2 separate regions of the Homo sapiens genome follow, and region 1 is linked to region 2. A link is a contact called in ENCODE Hi-C data. All regions are on one chromosome and are shown on one strand. Each heading gives the region's core, a stretch centred on a gene start or an enhancer-like site at or near the end of the contact. The rest is flanking DNA. Distances are from core to core; before and after follow the strand shown. Region 1 holds the start of CCDC85B (coiled-coil domain containing 85B). Region 2 holds the start of TIGD3 (tigger transposable element derived 3).

Region 1 (4,827 bases), core at 1,757-4,256, 540 kb before region 2:
CCTGGGGCTACAGGCGCCTGCCTCCCTACCCGACTAATTTTTGTATTTTTAGTAGAGACGGGGTTTCGCCAAGTTAGCCAGGCTGGTCTCAAACTCCTGGTCTCAAGTGATCCGCCCGCCTCAGCCTCCCAAAGTGCTGGGATTACAGGCCGGAGTCACTGCCTGGTGCCAGCAATCTCCTAAAACGTCTGGGCCTGATGGGAGTTGTGCCCATTTTCTCCCAGGGGCTTATGGGAGTTGTAGTCCAGACTTGCTGGGGACTCTCCACTGCCCCCCCTCTCCCCCCGCCCAACCCCAGCTCCTCAGAACCCTGAGTCCAAACGTCTGCGGCTCTGGGGTATTCAGCCCTCACCTTTCTGACTCCTCTCCTGATCTTCTACAGGAGACTGACAAACTGGAAGATGAGAAATCTGGGCTGCAGCGAGAGATTGAGGAGCTGCAGAAGCAGAAGGAGCGCCTAGAGCTGGTGCTGGAAGCCCACCGACCCATCTGCAAAATCCCGGAAGGAGCCAAGGAGGGGGACACAGGCAGTACCAGTGGCACCAGCAGCCCACCAGCCCCCTGCCGCCCTGTACCTTGTATCTCCCTTTCCCCAGGGCCTGTGCTTGAACCTGAGGCACTGCACACCCCCACACTCATGACCACACCCTCCCTAACTCCTTTCACCCCCAGCCTGGTCTTCACCTACCCCAGCACTCCTGAGCCTTGTGCCTCAGCTCATCGCAAGAGTAGCAGCAGCAGCGGAGACCCATCCTCTGACCCCCTTGGCTCTCCAACCCTCCTCGCTTTGTGAGGCGCCTGAGCCCTACTCCCTGCAGATGCCACCCTAGCCAATGTCTCCTCCCCTTCCCCCACCGGTCCAGCTGGCCTGGACAGTATCCCACATCCAACTCCAGCAACTTCTTCTCCATCCCTCTAATGAGACTGACCATATTGTGCTTCACAGTAGAGCCAGCTTGGGGCCACCAAAGCTGCCCACTGTTTCTCTTGAGCTGGCCTCTCTAGCACAATTTGCACTAAATCAGAGACAAAATATTTCCCATTTGTGCCAGAGGAATCCTGGCAGCCCAGAGACTTTGTAGATCCTTAGAGGTCCTCTGGAGCCCTAACCCCTTCCAGATCACTGCCACACTCTCCATCACCCTCTTCCTGTGATCCACCCAACCCTATCTCCTGACAGAAGGTGCCACTTTACCCACCTAGAACACTAACTCACCAGCCCCACTGCCAGCAGCAGCAGGTGATTGGACCAGGCCATTCTGCCGCCCCCTCCTGAACCGCACAGCTCAGGAGGCGCCCTTGGCTTCTGTGATGAGCTGATCTGCGGATCTCAGCTTTGAGAAGCCTTCAGCTCCAGGGAATCCAAGCCTCCACAGCGAGGGCAGCTGCTATTTATTTTCCTAAAGAGAGTATTTTTATACAAACCTACCAAAATGGAATAAAAGGCTTGAAGCTGTGGCCTGAGTGCCTCACTGGACCCAGAGGCCAATGGGAGAGTATTTGGAGCCCTAGGTCCCAGCCTTAGCTCTACAGACTCACTGCATGACCTTGGACAAATTCTTTGATATTTTTGGACTTTGTCTTATCTGACAAGTGGGGCTACATCCGCTCGGCCTCATCTCCGGGACTGAGGGGAGACAGTCCTCTGGGGTAAAAGCGAAGAGGCTTACCGCCCCTCTCCCCGTGGGGGCCCACAGTGCTGCTGCGTGTGCCACGGAGGGGCGCTGTTATGCCCCCTTCCAGCCTCAGAGGAGGCGGCCGAGTGGTTCTAGGCCCCCAGCACCTGCTTCCTGCCCCATTGTCTTGGACAGGAAGGAGCCGGGAAGGGAGCTGGAGCCACTTCAGGGGCTGGATTAAGGCCGGTCCCGGCGCCCGATGGGGGAAGTCTGGTTTACCACTGCCCCGCATCCCACCCCAGGCTCGAAGTAATGGGGGAATCATTAGTTCTGCAGTCCTTCTGGATGGGAATTGTACCCTGTATCAGCACCCCACCCTCGCCCCAACCCCGGCGAGTACCAAACAGACGCTGCCCAGGCCGTGGGCTCCGCTTCCGTCCGGGTTTATTACCCCCAATCCAACCCCCAGCAAGTCCCTCCGCTCCAGCCTTCAGTCCCCCTGCTGCCCTGCCAGCAAGAGCGAGGGGCCCTTCTTGGTGTCAGGATTTCTTAGTCCATGCCAGCGGCCCCTCCTGCGCAGCCAGGACGGCGTCCAGGTCCCGAGGTCCACAGCGGTCCCGGGGCTCGGGGAGCAATCCGGGCGGGCGTCGGCGTGGAGGAAGCAGTGCCTTCAATCATCGGGGGAACAGGCCAGGGGCAACTGATCCGGACTGCCCACGCTGCCAGTGCTGGAGCTTCCATCGCCTAGGTCGCGGGGCCCGCACGGGGGCAAGGCAAGCTCGGGTGCTGGCCCGGCTCCTGATCCCCCGGCGCCGCTGGGGCCGCCGCGGGGGCCCCATTCTTCGCCCAGCGCCAGGCAGAGCTCCTTAAGCGCTAGGTTCTCCCGCAGCAGCTCCTCCTGGCGGCCCTCCAGCTCGGCCAGCTTCTGCCAACAGCCGCCCAGGTCCTCGCGCACGGCCCGGGATGCTTGGGTCCCGAAGAGCTGCCACTGGCGTGCGGCGCGCCGCCCGCGCTGGCGCTCCGAGTCCAGGAAGCAGCAGAGGTCGCGCAGCTCACGGTTCTCTGCCTGCAGACGCCGGTTGAGCTGCTTGAGCTCGCGGATCTCGCCCAGGTGGCCCTGCAGCTGCCGATTCACCTCCTGCATGAGGCGGCCGCGCTGCACCAGTGCCGCCAGGCGCGCCGCCTCCTCCCGCCGCAGGCGCCGCACTAGCTCTTCCTTGCCTAGCGCCGCCATCTCCTCGTCCGTCAGCTCCTCCAGGCCGCCTGCCTCGGCCTCCATGGCTGGTCAGGCCTCTGGAGCATCGCCCGCCCGCCGCCGCGGCCCAGGAGCCCCACGTCGGGCCCGGCGCCACTCAGGCTCGGGCTCCGGCTCCGCACGCGGCAGGCAGTGGCCGAGGCAGCGTAGGCTGCAGCAGCTACCCGGGCTGGGCACGCGGCGGGGCGCGCGCCGGGGCGGGGCCGCATGTCGTTATGGAAGGACAGCCAATCCGGTGAAACGTCCCCGGAAAGGGGCGGGGCCTGAGCTCAGGGGCCGCCCCCCTCGTTCCCCACCCACTCCGGGTGTTACTGATCCTCGATGTCAAGGAACCCGCGCGTCATCGCCCTCCACATCGGTCTCAACCCGAAACTAGGAGCTTCGAACCTCCAAGTACCGGATCGCCCCAAGCTTGAGCCTAGGCCTCTCGGCTCTTCTGAGAAACAAGATTCAGGCGTCCGCCCCTGACTCCTGCCCATCCCCCACAGAAGTCAGATGGACCGCTCTCCAGTCCCTCTTTACCTTTGATCAAATTCGGAAGTCTCGGCCCACTAAGGATCGCTCCTGGTTCCTCGGAACCCTGAGTCCAAACGTCCTAGCTCACCAATAGACTACCCTCCCTCCCAGGGAGCGTTTCCTGCCTGGGGGGAGGAACATACAGGATTCGTTTGTTCAATAAACGTTTTTTATGTGCAAGGCCCATGCAGAAATAAATTTAACCAAAATACCGATTCCATCCTCAAGGAGGTCGCAGTCTGTCCGGGAAGTCAAGCTGTGTTAAGCAAGAAATAAATCCGGGAGGAGTATGGTCTGAGGGTCCTTAAGAGGGTTCCCAAAAGAGATGCTATCCAAGAGGCTCTGGTAGATCCATAGGACTTTGCCAAGTAAAGAGCTATTTCAGGGAGAGAGAATAACATAGTGAAAGACACTGGTGCCCGAAAGAGCCTAGCTGCTTTAGGAACAATGAGGATAGCTTGGTTTTTGAAAAGCAGATGTGTCGAGAAAATGCTAAGAGAGAGAGAGCGAGGCTTCAAAGGTAGGTAAAAGCCAGATTCTTAAGAACTTCCAGTACCAGGTTGGAGCATTTCCAAAGGCCACTAAGGATGTTAAGCAAGAGAGTAACATTTGTAAGGATGTTAAGCAAGGGAGTAACATTTTAAAATATGCCTTTAACTGGCCAAGATGGTGAAACCCCGTTTCTACTAAAAATACAAAAATTAGCCGGGCGTGGTGGGAGGAGCCTGTAATCTCAGCTACTCGGGAGGCTGAGGCAGAGAACTGCTTGAACCCGGGAGGCGGAGGTTGCAGTGAGCCGAGATCGCGCCACTGCACTCCAGCCTGGGCGACAGAGCGAGACGCTGTCTCGAAAAAAAAAATGTATTTAAAAAGATTGGGCTGATCTGTGTGGGCCGGACCCTGCGGGGAGGGGACATAAACAGGGAGATTAGTAACGGTGTCAAAGAGCAAGAGCAAGGAGAGCTAAGCAGAAAGACGGCTGGGGCAGCATCAGTGGGGGTGGAGAGGACAAACAGATACTAGAAATATTCGGGAGGCAAATCAGCCGAACTGAATGTGGGGAGAGAGGAGTCTGGAAGAACGCCCAGGTTTCTCGTATGAGAACTGGTGGATGTTAGGGCTGTCACTGAGATAGGGACGCAGGAAAGAAACAAATGGGGAGAGGCAGAGGTCTGTCTAGAATATGTTGAGCTTTTGAGGGGCTTACGGGAAGAGTGTGGATAGACTTGGCCGATAGGCGGCCCCTCCGGATGTGGACTTCCAGGCAGAGCTCGGAGGGGCAGAATTAGAGACGTCAGTAGCTCGTGGGGCTGGGGGTGGGATTAAAACCAAGGTGGGAGCAGGTGCCCCAAACCCAGGAGAGGTGCTCATGCGCAGGATGGACAAACCAGTCTCCAGCAAGAGCCCGAGGAAGTCGGGTCATACCCCATTTTTGCGGAG
Region 2 (4,507 bases), core at 1,868-4,367:
AGAGCGAAACTATTGGAGCTGCAGCTTATCTGGGGCAGTAGCTGGGATCTGTCTGTCCTGGAGCTTCCCTCTCAGGAGGGTAGCCCACAAGCAGTGCCCACACCCTGAGAGTCCTTGCTGCTGAATATCTGGAAAAGGAGGATCCCTACTGGTCATGGACAGACAGCTGCACCGCAGTGACCATCAGCAATTAATTTTCCAAATCTGAATGGAAAATGTTTACCCTTCTCCCATGAAAATAACACCCTGGCCTCTTTTCTGATTAAAAACTTTATTTTCAGAAGCAGAACTGTTTTTAACACAAAGTTCAAGGAAGCAGTCTGTCCAAAAAGCCCAAATTCCACCTTTCTAAGTGGCTGCCTCTAGACTAACTCCCTTTCAAAGGCTCTAGAACTTTCAAGCAGGGTCTAGAAACTAAGCATCCTGGATTCCTACCCCCGAAGCCCCATCTTTAGAGCTCTCTTCCTGGGGTTTGGACGACTGCCACTCCAAGCTCAGACTTGGTGTCCCAACTTCTCTCCCTTCTACACCTTTACGACAGTTCTATTTCCACAGGAAAGAGACAGCCCGATCTGCCTTCTGAAGAGGCCGTTTCCATGGGAAACAAGAGAGGAAGGGGCTCTGGCAAGCAGTGAAGGCGCCTTCATAGGCAGCAAAGCCGCTCCACCTCCTCCTCACAGTCGTAGAATTTTTCGAATAGCTCAGGAGAAGTGCTGTTGCATTCAAACCACCTCCTCAAGGTGCCCAGGGCCCGGAGGGCATCAGCTTTGGTGGGCAGGGGCTCAAAGGCACCCTCTCTGTCCCCCTTCTCGTCTTCAGTGCCTATCTCCTCCTTACATACTCCAGACCTTGGCTCCTCACCCTCCAGGTCCACAAAGCGGGAAAACTCCTCCAGGCTCAGCCCGCCGGGGACTGGTGGCATCTCAGAGGTTTTGTGCGAGGACGGGGGCGTTTTGCCGGGAGCCAGCCCTTCTTGAATGAAGCTGCTGAAAATGAGCTGAGGAGGCACCTTGGCCCAGGCGGCAGACGCCACGTGCAGGGCGTCCAGCACGGTGATGCCTGCCCCGGCCTCGGCCAGCGAGGTGCCATCCCTCTCGCTTTGGATGGCAGCCAGTTTGCCCAACAGCCGGTGTCGGTAATGGGCCTTAAAGGCCCGGACCACTGAGCTGGGCAGGGGAGGCGTGGTGCTAGAGGCGGCCAGAGGCAAGAGCTTCACGTGGTAGAGCCCAGGCAGGCCTGCCAGCTCCTCCACCACTCGGGCAGCCAGCAGCAAAGCCACCTGTCGGCCCTGCTGTCCCATGTCCCGGTCAAACTGTGCCAACCACTCTAACCAGGGGATGCCCAGGTCCGGGTGGTAGGAGGCAGGCAGAGCCTCACTGCGGATCCCAAAGAAGCATCTCGGGGCAGCCTGGAGCCCACCCAGCAGTACCCGCCGCTTCTCGGTGCCCCTGCTGTTGGCACACAGCAGCACCTGTACTTGATCACATGCACCAAAGCTGCCGGGCACTGCCCGATACAGCAAGGGCAATTCAGCACAGCCAAACACGTCCTCTGGAGAGAAGTCTTTTAGGGAAAGAGGCAGCTGAGCCTGGGATGTGAGCCCCGGGGGAGGTGGCTCAGGGGGGAATGAAGGCGCAAGAACATGGCGGGCCCCAAAGCCGACGTTGTTTCGGCGTTTCCAGCGGACCAGCCAGCCGATGCTGGGCACGAAGTCCTGGCCCATGATATCGGCCAGCTCCTTGGCTTTGTGGAGCAGCATGGGCCCCGTCACGTCCCAGGCCTTGGCCCGGGCAATGTGGTACCAGCAGAGCAGAGCCTCGTCGATCCCGCTGTACTTGGACTCCCGCTTGCGCTTGCGCTCTCGGTTGGCTGTGCCGCTGCACCAGTCCGCCAGCAGCTTCTCCTTATTCTTGCAGATGCGCGAGATCTGGGGCTGGGAAACCTGGAAGCGCCGGGCCACCTCCGACTGGGACATCTTGGACTCATCCAGGAGTTCCAGCACCTGGATCTTCTCGGCCAGGGACAGGGCGTGAAGCTTCTTCTTGCTGCTCAGCTCCATGGCCTCTCCGGGGCACCTGTGCGGGGAGGAAAGATTGAGCGGGTAGAGTAATCTGAGGCCGGAAGAGCTAGGAAAGGAGCGCAGGAGGGAAAAGAGATTAGATGAGGACTTGCGCAGGCACCGGGTGAGACTGGACCCGCTGAAAGAGGAAGTGGCTAGGCCGAGTGGAAGCCGGCTGGCCCCGTCCCCAGGATGCCAGGGCAGAGCTGGGGAGGGGGCGTCTCTCCACTCAGAAGGACAGGGGAGTCTGGGCTGGGGTCTGGCCTCACTCGGGAAGAAGGATGAAAAGTGCAGGGGACAGCTGCAGAGATAACAAAGGCATACGGACGGGGGAGGGCCTGGGACTGGGGCCGAGGGGGCAGGTGTGGGGCTACGGGGCTGCGGGGGAGGAGCCCCCGGGAGGGAGTGGGAGGCGGCTTGGGCTGGATTCAGATGACGCCGCTGGGGGGTGGGAGGTGGGTGGATGCACACAGAGTTGAGGTGACAGGTGTACAGACGACAAAGGGGACAGAGGGTGTCTGAAGGAGCGAGGCTAATTTGGTGCCGGGTCCTGAGAGGGAGGCTAGGCGACGGTCAGTCCTGAGGGGAGCGAGAGGGCAGGGCCGAGGGCGCAGGTGCACGAGCGACAAAGGGCGGGAGGCCTGAGGAGGCTGCGGGCAGCGGAGGGGCGGGGTGTCCCCGCGGGGAGGGTGGTGGCCTGGGAGGGTCCCAGGGCGCGGGAACGAACGCCCGGACCCAGGCAGGCCGGCAGCCGGACTCCGTGCCCTGGCCGGTCACTCCCCCTCGACCCGGAGTATGTCGGCGGGGCGGCCCCAGGCGCCCGCCCGCCCGGCCTCCCGCTCCGCACCCACCTCAGGCGCTGGTCCCGCGGCTCCAGCCCCTGCCCCCAGCCCGGCTCCCGAGCCCCTGTCCGGGCGGCGACAGCAGAACAGGGGAGGGATGGGCGCCACGACCCCGAGGGCAGAGCGGACCGAGGGCCTGCGCGGACGGCGGGCGGGCGGGCGCGCGCACAGCAGAGTCCCGTGCGCGCCGCCCGCGCCGGGCTCTCTCCCGGCTGCGAAGTCCGCGGTGCGGCCCCTCTGCACCCACCCGCCGCAGCCCCGCCCCGGCCCAAGCAGATTGGTCCTCAGTGGCGCCCCGTCCCTCCCCCGGCTAAGTTTCATTGGACGTTGCGGAAGTGGCGGTTCGTCGAGCCCCTCTGGGGGCGGGGCTTCTAGCGCGGAGGGGCGGGAGGCGGAGCCAGGAACCAGCAGGACTCCCCTGGGCGCCTCCAGCAGCCGCCGACCCCGAGGGCCCGACGAGCCCTGTAGGTGGTGTGGTGACCGCCGAGCTGACTTGGCGTCCCAAAGCCTCCCTGGCCGTGACCCTAGACCGCATCGGCTTCTTCGTCTACCAAGCAGGGCTAACAGCCCTCACGGAATTGTTTTGGGAAAACGATGAAAGGAGAAAATGGATGCAAGCTTTAAGCCACACAAAAGCTGGTTACCATGGACAGCGCTGGCTCGAGTCTGTCGGCCACGGAAACACTGCATGCTTGGGCCAGTAATGATTTAGGACGAGTATTTTATTAGATTTGGTACTTTACAAGATTCAAGTTCTTAAACTCAAGATCTGGCATCGTTCCCTTCCCTGCTAACCTTCAGTCCCGAATTAAACGCAGACGTCTTGACCCGCAGCCCAGCTGCTCTCCAGCCTCGCTGCTCCCTCCGCTCACAGCTCCGCATCCTCTGCCTTCCTCACAGGCTTCCGTCCGCACCCCCGTCCTACCGGCTGACACTGTCCAACTCTCCAAGACCCATCTCAAATCCTACCTCCCGCAAACCCTTCCTAAATTTCCTCACCTAGGCCTGCTACAGCGTTCTTATTTTCCACATTTCTTTTCTGGCTCTCGGACTACTCAGCTGCCAAAGCGCATCCATTGCTGTACTCCCTCTCTGCCTGGCCTACTTCAGTGGAAAAGCATGAGGACGGGCTGCGCTCTGCTCCTCACACAATCCCCAGCCCAGAGCACCCTGCTTATTTATTGAACATAACAGTGCAGGCCGGCCTAGGCTTCCCATAGGCAAGGATGACTTTCAGAATGTTCTAGAAAAAAGGATACTTCAGGGGGCCCATAACTGCTTGATTCAAATCTTTCCTTTAAAAACATAAAAACAACAGTTGGACTTCTAAAACACACACTGAAGACATACGCGCTGCCACGTAAGCTCTCCACATGTTCACTTTGCCTTCAGGGAAACTGTGTGCACATCAACGTGCCCTGGGAAAGGCTGCAGGGCTGCACTGCGGGCAGTTCAGATCCTAGAGCACTTGCTCTGGCCTGGGAGCGCTGCAGGCAACTGAAGCCACACAGACCCTGCTCCTGCAAGAACTTTTGTGTGTGTCCCATGGTGATGTCATTAGTTTGCTTATTAATTATATTTATATAAACTTCTGGTCCTGTTTTAA

Evidence for each region. Hi-C counts contacts between places; a loop is a spot of excess contacts on that map. Pooled maps may share reads with other maps.
Region 1: a map with no recorded cell type shows a loop between it and region 2 (6-fold over the local background). The contact joins the promoter of CCDC85B here to the promoter of TIGD3 in region 2. A Hi-C loop is called at or near these places in 1 of 37 single-sample maps with no recorded cell type and 4 of 50 pooled maps.

What each region holds. Positions count from the first base shown.
Region 1 is chr11:65,888,852-65,893,678 of GRCh38, reverse strand. CCDC85B (coiled-coil domain containing 85B) reads right to left here and starts at 3,006. Exons shown (of 1, transcript NM_006848.3): 1 at 2,044-3,006. The coding sequence starts at 2,895. The coding sequence ends at 2,287. FOSL1 (FOS like 1, AP-1 transcription factor subunit) reads left to right here. Exons shown (of 4, transcript NM_005438.5): 4 at 383-1,630. The coding sequence ends at 793. RefSeq lists enhancers at 1-61, 1,346-1,505, 1,546-1,595 and a silencer at 2,736-3,215.
Region 2 is chr11:65,353,361-65,357,867 of GRCh38, reverse strand. It overlaps TIGD3 (tigger transposable element derived 3), which reads right to left and starts at 3,117. Exons shown (of 2, transcript NM_145719.3): 1 at 2,911-3,117; 2 at 255-2,075. The coding sequence starts at 2,059. The coding sequence ends at 644. It overlaps DPF2 (double PHD fingers 2), which reads right to left. Exons shown (of 11, transcript NM_006268.5): 11 at 3,606-4,507. RefSeq lists silencers at 2,410-2,599, 2,660-2,829, 2,840-2,899, 2,920-3,239, 3,330-3,389.